Linked DNA regions of Homo sapiens: region 2 is linked to region 1. Evidence: chromatin loops called from intact Hi-C (ENCODE). Cell type or tissue: transverse colon. All regions are shown on one strand.

Region 1 (5,000 bases):
GGGTGGGGGCCTTCCGGCAGCTGGGCATTCTCTGAACATGGCATGCTGCCTTGCATTTGCGTAAGCCATTCCTCCACCTGGAATTCCCTTCGCTAGACTGTTGTGGGAACCCAGTTCCTTCTTCCAGGTCCAACTCCAAGGTTTCGTTCTGGAGATGCCTTCCCTGTGACCCCTTGCCCCTCTCCCCCAGCAGAGCTGGATCTGTCCTCTTCTCCCCTGACAGAGTTTTGGGCATCCTTCTATCAGCCCTTATCCCAGGGCAGGAAGAACAGCCTTGATCCTGGATCCCAGGCACAGCTGGGTGTCAGACCTGGAGGAGAAGCTCCCAGAGTGACCAAGATAGAATCGGCATGCAGGTGACAGCAGATGGGCATCCCTGTGAAACCCCATGGGCCTGGACCTCCAGGGTCCTAGCCAGTTTGCTCCAAGTTCTGTGTGGACTGGGGATTTGGAGGCAAGTCTGTGGGGAGACTGCCTGGGGCTTGTGCCTGCTGTTTACCTGTCTGCTGTTCAGGCACATGATCAGGCCAGTGGGTGTGCCCAAAGGTGGGCGTGGTTGCAGGAGTGCTCACGTTCATACACGTGTTTACACACACGTGTGCATACACGGGGTGCCAAGGCTATAGGTCTTGCGAAGCATGCAGGGCCACTGCCTTTTCCTGCTTTTAACCCCCCTCCTGGACAGGCCTGTGTTCTCTCTGAACATCTCACAGTGCACATTTATGGAGTGCCTGCTGTGTGCAAGACCTGAGGGGTTGGGGCAGAGCAGTGCGCAGGGCAGCTGGCCCCTAGGGGACAGGAATGACTGAGCACTCACACAGTGTCTTTCTGTCCTGGTCCCCCTGCACAGGAGCCCCCAAGGCCAGGCACCCCCGCCTCTACTTCCCAGAGGAGGACTTTGAGGTCCTGATGCCTGAGAGGGGCACCTGTTGAGTCAACAGAGGGGACGGACAATGAGACCAGCAGTCCGGTGCTCAATTCTCCATCCTAAGTGCCAGAAACCCCTACTTCAAGAGAAAACTGGCATTGACAGGGCCCACCCAGAATCCTCTCCTGCACCCTCCTTTCCCCTACTGGAAACCACACTTTTTGGGGGGCATTTCCCTGGGCATCCTGTAGGAGGGCATCACAGCTGTTAGCAGCAGGAGGAATTAAGGGAAGCTCTGACCTGAGTTAGACTGGACCGTGTAGGACAGCACTACCCCATGTCTGAACTGGGGACCGGGCCACCCCTCCCCCAACACACATACCACACACACGCATGCACACATACACACATACACACACATGCACACATGCCCAGAGAGGTGATGGGAGTTGCCTAAGGATGCCCATGGCGAGTGCTGGCCCTCTCCCTCCCAGACCCAGTTTGTTCCTTTAACTCAGGCTGCCCACTTTCCTGTCTCTTCTTGCCCTCCCCGCCCCCCGCCCCCCGAGTCTGAGAATTAGGACCCTGGTGGCTGAGGAGGATGATCTGAGGCATGATCAGGTGCTCCCTTCTGGGCCACTATTGGCCCACCCTTAAGGTGGCAGGATGACATGGAGTTTCGGCCAGCGTGAATATAGGGGCTGGAGGATCCCTGTCTTTCCTTGCCTGGCACCCAAATGCAACCTGGAAGACCCTGAGTGAAGGCCCCTTTCTGGGAAGAGGATGGCATTATGGCATGGCCATTAGAATCTTTGGCTATGGACACTGTGACAGCCCAGGGCAGAATCCAGGATTCCTCACTTCTAGCTGTGGGCTGTGGGCAGGAGGCTTCATCCTGCTGAATCTTAGTCCCTAACCTGTACCGAAAAGATGAACATACTTCATGATGTTTGGAGAGGGAGGCATTGTCTCGGATCAGGGCCCAGGAAATGGCAGTTGGGGTGGTCAGTGCTTATTCTTGTAAGCAAGAATGTGTGGCCAAGCCAAGTTGTGTCCAGAACACCTGGACCCACAGGATTTGGGCCTGCCTCGTGGCCCCAGGATTTCGAACCCAAATTCCAGTCCTGACATTGCCTCACCAGCTGGTTGGCCTTGGGCATGTCCCTGGCTGCCTCTGGCTGCAACAGCCTCAGCCCCAAATGAGCACATCAATCCCAGGGTCACATGGAGGACAGAATAACCAATGAGACATCAGAAGGGCCTTGCAAATCACAAGGCTTGTGTCCCTTTTGGGGATGCTGGAGGGAGGAACAGGTACCTACCAACTCTCAGTGGGTCCCTTGTGCACTCACACCCAGCGTTCTGGCCTCCAGTCAGGCTGAGAGGTGCACTTCCCCCATACAGGGGAGAGCTGCACTCATTTGGGGACCCTCTCCCGAGCCCTGCCCCTGCCCTCCCCGCCAGGCCCCCAGCAGCCAGGTTGGAGAGCTCTCACTCAGGGAGTCTGAGTCCCCTTTGAAGCTGGGAAGTTTGCACTGGAGGGGCAAAGGCAGCCTGCATTCAAAGCATCTCTCCTGGCCCTTAATTACCCTTCTTCACCCATAGGTGGAATTTCCACTCAAAGAGCTAAGAAATGCACCCGTGCTGCCGCCAGGGACTGGGTTTCCCTGCTGCCTTTGTGTAGCAGCCGCCAGCGCGGCAGTGGCACACAGCTCGGGTTTCTGATTTTAATGATTTCCTGAATTCATTCCGTTTCCTACCTCAGGGAAAGGAGAAGAGGTGATCCTCTTGGAAATTCACATAATTGCTTTTATTTGATTTTTATTAAAATGCATTCAGGAATAATGTGATTGCCCCCTTTATTAGATTGTTCATCAAGCTGGCATGGGGAATCAGCCTAGAAAAAAGTGGTGGGCACAGGAGCCTGGTGTGTGATGGGGAGCGGGCACAGTCCCGCGGCGGCCTTGGGGGCTTGCCTCTCACTGGGGGAGTCACGCCTGCCTCTGAGCCTCCCGCTGCTCCTGTCTGGGGAGGTGGGCCCACTGCAGGGCGTGTTGGAAGAATGAAAGCTGGCAGTCAGTGTGGAAGGCCGTGAGCACCGTCTAAATCCCCTCCACATCCCAACCCACTCCTCCTCTGTTGCTCCTCTGCCCACCTCTGAGGCCACACACAGGCTGACACGGAGACCCGTGGTGATCTGGCATAGCAGCACTGACCCCACACTCGCCTCCGCACTCCCAGTTGCCTGTACTTCTACGATGGCCTTTTTGCCAGTCTTGCTGTCCTCAGGCTCAAGGTCCTCAGTGCAGTTTTCTGTGGCCCACCTAATCACACCACTCCCCTGTTCAGAAACTTGGTGGCTCCCAAAGACCCCTTTCTTGCCGGAGACTTTTGCTTTGGGTTCCTTTGCACGCGCTGGAAGGTGAAAATAATCCAGACCTCTTAGACCTAGTTTCAGTGCTTGAATTGCTTTGCATGGTGGGATGTGGGTGAAGCTGCCTTGCCTCTCCTAGTCTCAGTTTATTGGTTCAAATAATGGGAACTCCAAGACCTTCCGTAGGGTCAGTGAGAAAATGGAGTACAGGGGGTCTGTAACTCAGGCGGCATGTACGTGTGTGGGTGAAATCGTGCCACGTGACCCTGTGTTGCAGGAGGCTGAAGATGCTTAGCAAATATGTGGGGAGAAGGCAGGGCAGGTCCAGCGCTGGCCCCAGCAGAGGCCACAGACCAGCTGAGCAGCCACTGTGACAGGGACAGTTTTATTCTGAGCACCCCTACTCCCATTTTCTGTAGCCCCTCCCCTCCTCCCAATGCAAGAGTGGAGCTGACTTTCACTGCGCTCAGTGAATTTGCCTCTCACCTTCTGGGGGGTTTTGCAGTTTCCAGAAGAGGGGCACAAATATGTTCACTGGGCTTCCAGGAAGTGCCTCACCCTCTGAGCTCACCATGTCTCCAGACTGCCCAAGGCATGTTTTATTACCCTTGAGATATGGTGAAATACATATTTGTTTCCCCCTCCTCCCATCCCATTTCCTGGCATAGGACTCCTAAAATCCTTGGACTCTCCAAAGTGATAAGTTTCTTTTTGTATGCTAATGAGTTGATTGCTGGCTGGCTGCTCCTAGGACACTTCAGGATGTGGGCTGGTCACCAGAAAGACCAAGGATTAGAGGGTTGGGGCTTCCAGCCCCACCTCCCCCATCTGGGGGTGGGTGGGGAGAAGGGCTGAAGGTTGAGTTGATCACCAATGGCCAATGTTTTAATCAATCATGACTACATAATGACATCGCCATAAAAACGCAACAAATCTGGGTTCCGGGAGCCTCCAGACAGCTGAACGTTTGGAGGCACTTGGAAGGTGGCACTCCAAGAGAGGGCATGGGAGCACCCCTTCCGGACCTCGCCCTGTGCCTCTCTTCATCTGGATGTTTATTTGTATCCTTTAAAATATCTTTTGTTATAAACCAGTAAACATTTTTCCAAGAGTTCTGTGAGCCGCTCGGGCAAATTAATCAGACCCAAGCAGGGGGTTGTGGGAACCCCGATTCATAGACGAACGGTCAGAAGCACAGGCAGAATAACCTGGGGTTTGCGGTGGGCATCAGAAGTGGGGCTCAGAGTTAGGGGACTGAATCCTCACCCTGTGGGATCTGATGCTATCTCCAGGTGGATGGTGTTTGAAGTGAATTGAATTAGGGGACACCCAGCTGGCATCTGCTGCAGAACTGATGACTCGCTTGCTGGTGGGCAGAAATCTCCATAATCTTTCTTTAGCAGATGAGGTCACTGAGGCTCAGAGAGGGTAAGTGACTTGTTTAGGGCTGTCTAGCTAGGATGTGGAGGCTTGGGGACAAGGCCTCTTGGGCACATACAACTAGGATGGGCAGGTGACTCCCTGCCACCAGGGGAGTTGGTGAAATGCTTCGCAGGGCTGAGGTTGAGCAAGTGGGCAGTGCCTGGAGAAGCCAATCTGCATCCTTGGTGTGGGTAGGCCTTGAGGGTATTTGAAGCAGGCCCTCTGCCTGGGGCGGTCTGCCCCTGCTGGCTGGGCTGCACAGAGAGTCAGGGAGGCATGGGAGCATAGCCATCCACTTTCAGAGCCCCATCTTGGGGGCTTTTAGTTTCTGGGAAA
Region 2 (5,000 bases), 1.1 Mb before region 1:
GCTGGGGTTACAGGCGTGAGCCACCGTGCCTGGCCAATAGTTTTCTTTAAAAATTTTTTGGCCAGGCGTGGTGGCTCACGCCTGTAACCCCAGCACTTTGGGAGGCCAAGGCAGGCGGATCACGAGGTCAGGAGATCGAGACCATCTTGGCTGACATGGTGAAACCCTGTCTCTACTAAAAATACAAAAAACTAGCTGGGCGCGGTGGCGGGCGCCTGTGATCCCAGCTACTCAGGAGGCTGAGGCGGGAGAACGGCATGAACTCAGGAGGTGGAGCTTGCAGTGAGCCAAGATAGGGCTACTGCAGTCCGGCCTGGGCAAAAGAGCGAGACTCCGTCTCAAAAAAAAAAAAAAAAAAATTTATTGTAAATTAACATTTATAATTATGTAAATTTATGGAGTACAAAGTGATGTTATAATCTATGAATACAATGTGAAATAAAGCAAACTAGTTAATATATCCATCACCTCAAATAGTTTTCAATAATTAGTTTTCAATTACTGCTGTAACAAATTACCACAAACTTGTGGCTTAAAACCATGCAACTCTTTTTGTGGTAAAAATATACACAACGTAAAATTTACCATTTTACCCACTGTTAGGTGTGCAGTTCAGTGGTGTTAAATACATTCACTTCGTTGTGCAACAGTCATTACGATGCATCTCCAGAAGGTTCTCATCTTCCCAAACTGACTCTGTACTCAGGAAATGTAAACTCCCCATTCCCTCTTACCTGAGCCCTGGCCAACAGCAGTCTACTTTCTGTCCTTAGGAATTTGACTCCTTTGGAGACTTCATATAGGTGGAATCAGAAGTATTTGTTCTTTTGTGCCTGGCTTGTTTCATTTAGCATAATGTGTTGAAGATTTATCCACATTGTAGCATATGTCAGTTTTCTTCTGTTTTGAGGCTGAATGATATTCTCTTTTTATGTGGAGATCTTGTTTTGTTTATCCATTCATCCATCAATGGGCACTTGAGTTGTTTCCACCTTTTGACTACTGTGAATGAGGCTGCTATGAACATGGGTATACAAATGTCTGTTGGAGTCCCTGCTTTCATTTCCTTTAGGTATATAGGTTGAGTATCCCAAATCTGAAATGTTCCAAAGTCCGAAACTTTGTGAGCTCCAACATGACGCTCAAAGGAAGTGCTCATTGAAGCATTTTGGATTTTGGATTTTTGGATTTTGGATACACAATGGTAAGTATGATGCCAGTATTCCAAAATCTGAAGTCATCTGGTCTGAAGACCACAATGTCTGAAACATTGCTGATCCCACACATTTTGAATGAGAGGTACTCGGCCTGTATGCCCAGGAGTGAGATTGCTGGATCGTATGGTAGTTCTATGTTTAATTTTTTGAGGAATCTCCATACTGTTTTCCATAGTGGCTGCACTATTTTACCACATGGTTTTTTTATCTTTACAGTTTTATCTCAGGGTCTTTTGGATCTCATGGTGCTAAAATGAAGGTGTTGGCAGGGTTGTGTCTTTGTCTGGTGGCCCTAGAGGTGAATGCTTCCTTGCCCTTTCCAGCTTTAGAGGCCATTTGAGTTCCGTGGCACTTGGCCCTTTTCCTCCATGGGTGGAATCCCTCTCATGCTTGGACTCTGTCCTTCTTATTCTTCCTTTTCATCCTTAACCCAGCAACAAAGGCTCTCTGCTTTGAAGGACGCTTCTCACTGGATTGGGCCCACCCGGATAATCTAGGCTAGTCTCCCCATTTCATGGCGGGTAACCCTAATCACCTCAGGACAGTCCCTTTTGCCACCTAAAGTAACGCATTCACAGGTACCGGGGATGTCTTTGAGGGACCTAATCAGAGAAGCTGATGGTAGCTGAGTTTCAGGCTCTGAAAAGCCCTCCCTCTACCCCTCCCCTTACCAGCATTTTCCTGAGGCCCCGGGACCCTAAGGGTTGGCTGGACACTCCCCTCACTGTGTGGGCTGGGCTGGTCCCCTGGCGGGAGCCTGACACCTGAGTTTAGTGTGTGCCCAGGATCTGTGACCCTTTTCTCCCTCTCGAAATGTCAGAGCCTGGCTTCTTTGGCCACTAGGCGTGTTGGTCACAGAGTGAAGATAACTGTGTCCTGCTTTACAAAGCGCGTTCCTGTTCTTTTTACTTTTAGTCCTCATAGTAATCCAAGGTAGGTGGGGTACATCAGGTCTTTGCAGATAGAATGGAGGTTCGGAGAGGTTAAGTTGCCCAGGGGGGTCACACAGCAAGCAGTTGCGTTAGGAACCAGACCTTGGCTCCAGGCTAATGCCTCCTAGGGACTAAGTTAAAATTAACTGAGCACCTGCTGTGTGCTAATACCTGTTGTAGTGCTATATATATATATATATATATATATATATATGTGAGAATACTACATTCTCACAGCTGTGTAATGAGATGGATGCATTTTTCCTCTTTTCACAGGTGAGGAGAAAGGCTCAGAGTGGTCAATCTATATATCCAGGGTCACACAGCTAACAAGAGGTAGAGCTAGAATGGAATCATTGTCACTGGACTCCAAACCCTGTGTACCATCCCAGTGGCCTAGCAGCAGTGTTAGAAGATGATATCAGAGCTGTGTGGGCTGCGGTAAAACTCATGCAGCAGAATTGAGAAGTCCCTTGTGACTGTCCTGTGATGTTTGGGGCCCTTGACGGGGGAGTGTGGGCCGTGAAAAGATGGGGGAGCTGGTTTAGAGTGTGTGAGAGAGAGTAATTGGGGGTGGTAGAAGCCTGCCAAGAATCTAGGGGTAGACATTGTGAAAGCCAATGTCAGTGAGGCTCAGGCCCAGTGTCTTGGAGCTGCAGAGCTTCCCTTTACCTCCCACTGCAAAATGAGGGAAGGGTTTAGAGAAGTTTCTGCTTCCTTCCGGCAGAGCTGCTGCAAGGGTTGTCTTGTAGATAGTAACTACCACAGGACTTGGGGTGTGGCACATCCCTGTGGGCCCAGGAGATCTGGGAGAAGCTGGGTTGGACTTTGCAGTAACTGGAGTGACCTGACAGCTAAGAGGGGTGGGATTGACAGGGAAGCCTCAGCCACCCTGGGACTTGTGCCCAATTGACATCAGCTCACTACCATTGTTTTGCTGGTCCCTCCTAGGCGGGCCCTGGCAGAAGCTCCCTCTGCTCAGGTGGTGTAACTGGCGGTGGCTTCCCCTTGCGGAAGTGGGTAAACAAAGACAGAGACCTGTGTCTCCTCCCCGCCCCTGCCACCTGCACTTATAAACACAACCCACTGTTTCCCTTTTTGGGAGTGTGTGAGAGAGAGAGAGAGTGTGTGTGTGTGTGTGTGTGTGTGCACGCGCGCACATGCGCGTGCATCCTTAGGTTCCGTCTAAATCCGTTCAAGCTGCTGTAATAAAATATCATAGACCGGGTGGCTTATAAACAACAGAAGTACATTGCTCACAGTTCTGGAGGCTGGAAGTTGAAGATGAAGGTGCCAGCAGACTCAGTGTCTGGTGAGGGCCCACTTTCTGGTTCACAAATAGGATAGCACCTTCTCCCTGTGTCCCCACATGGTGGAAAGGGTTGGGCCCTCTGGGATCTCTTTTATAAGGCCATGAATCCCATTCATGAGGACTCCAACCTCATAACCTTCCAGAGGCCCCGCCTCCAAATGTCATCACACTGGGAGTTGGGATTTCAATAAATGAATTTTGGGGAGACAGAAGTATTCAAACTATAGCAGGTCCTGGCCACACTTTGGAGTCAGGACTTGGGTGGGGGGCTTTTTCTGTCACTGCCACTGTGTCTGTTGCAAGAACCTCAGCGTCCTCCAGGACCTGAGTGCCCATCACGTGCTGGCCTGCGAGGCAGCCAGATATTAGCACTGTGTCTCTGTCACTTTCTTCCTCTGCTGCCCACTTTCCACTCCTCAGAAATTCTGAATTGGACTCAGCATTTGACTGAGCATTGGCTCTTATGTGAGCCTGTTTGGTGTGGGCAGGCCTCAGAGGTGACTCTGCCCACAAAGAGGAGTGGCCTGGCTTCCAGGGAAGCCTGCCATGGAGGAGCGTGACGGAGAGATCTGCGTGTGACGCTGTGTGCTCTCGGTCTGCGTTGTATGGAAAGTGAGTTCCTCCTCACTTGCCCCCATCCCCCTTCTCAGCACCTGGTCTGGAGAGGCAGGCAGGAGGAGAGAAGATGGCCCCATCCATGCCACACCTCAGTGAAAATTCTGAGGACAGGCTCTGGTGCCCGCAGGGTTGGAGCTTCATGCAGGCTGAGGCCCTGCCTCTGCGGGTCCCTCTCCCAGGCAGGTTTACTCTCCGAGGGTCTTTCATATCTCCCTGCCCGGTGGCCTCCCTCCACCATCAGTCTTGCCTTCGCTGTCCCCTCTACTCTTGGAGTGGAGCAGGCCCCCATACACCCAGGCACGTGGAGGGGATGGAAAGAAAACAGCGCCAATTTCCTGTTGGTGCTTTCTCTATTGGGAGGCTGGAAAATCCAACACAGCCATGCCAGTGTGCTCCCCACTCCCATCCTCCACCTGTCACACTGCCCTGACCCTCCCCAGTTCCGTGTTTCTCTCCTACCCCCCTCCTTCCCCCTTCAGTCCCCACAGTTCTCATCCTGGGCATTATCAAATAGCCCAGGGTCCTCTCTTTCTTATTTTGTTTTGGAGAAACAGGATGTCATGATATGTTACATGATATAATGGGAACAAACTTGGTATTAAACTGTTAATATCCCCATTTTACAGATGGGGAAAACTGAGGTGCAGAAAGGTCTCGTAAACTGTCAAGATCGCGTTGCTGGTGGGGAGCAGGACTAGGATGTGAACCTGGGTAGTCTGGCTTCAGAGTCTGTGTTCTTCTCACCATCCTCCATTGCCTTTAATGAAGTACTTTAATGAAGTACCTTTAATGAAGTATGTAATGAAGTTTCATACAGTGAAACCGGACTTAGAAGCCAGGTATCCTGATTCTGAATTCCATGCTATTTCATCATACCAGTGTTTCTAAAGCTCTGTTCTTAAAATACTAGTCCCTGGGGCC

Evidence for each region. A loop is a pair of places that touch in the nucleus more often than their neighbours do. Peaks named below come from ENCODE experiments on the same cell type or tissue, not always from the same donor. Only the 100,000 strongest peaks of a DNase experiment are listed, where the experiment ranks them.
Region 2: it touches region 1 in a loop (26-fold over the local background); 2 of 110 quality-filtered maps call a loop at or near these places.

The regions. Positions count from the first base shown.
Region 1 is chr10:79,049,952-79,054,951 of GRCh38, reverse strand. ZMIZ1-AS1 (ZMIZ1 antisense RNA 1) reads left to right here. Exons shown (of 10, transcript NR_024431.2): 4 at 224-356. Among named protein-coding and RNA genes, the nearest start is that of ZMIZ1-AS1, 15 kb to the left of the region's middle. RefSeq lists an enhancer at 57-556. In transverse colon, a CTCF peak has its summit at 2,485; DNase peaks (open chromatin) are centred at 11, 561 and 3,821; H3K27ac peaks cover 807 bases.
Region 2 is chr10:80,185,844-80,190,843 of GRCh38, reverse strand. All of the region lies in intron 1 of ANXA11 (annexin A11), which reads left to right. Among named protein-coding and RNA genes, the nearest start is that of ANXA11, 17 kb to the left of the region's middle. RefSeq lists enhancers at 2,460-2,559, 4,200-4,700. In transverse colon, no CTCF peak of the experiment used is centred here; DNase peaks (open chromatin) are centred at 2,603, 3,053 and 3,553; H3K4me3 peaks cover 537 bases; H3K27ac peaks cover 4,342 bases.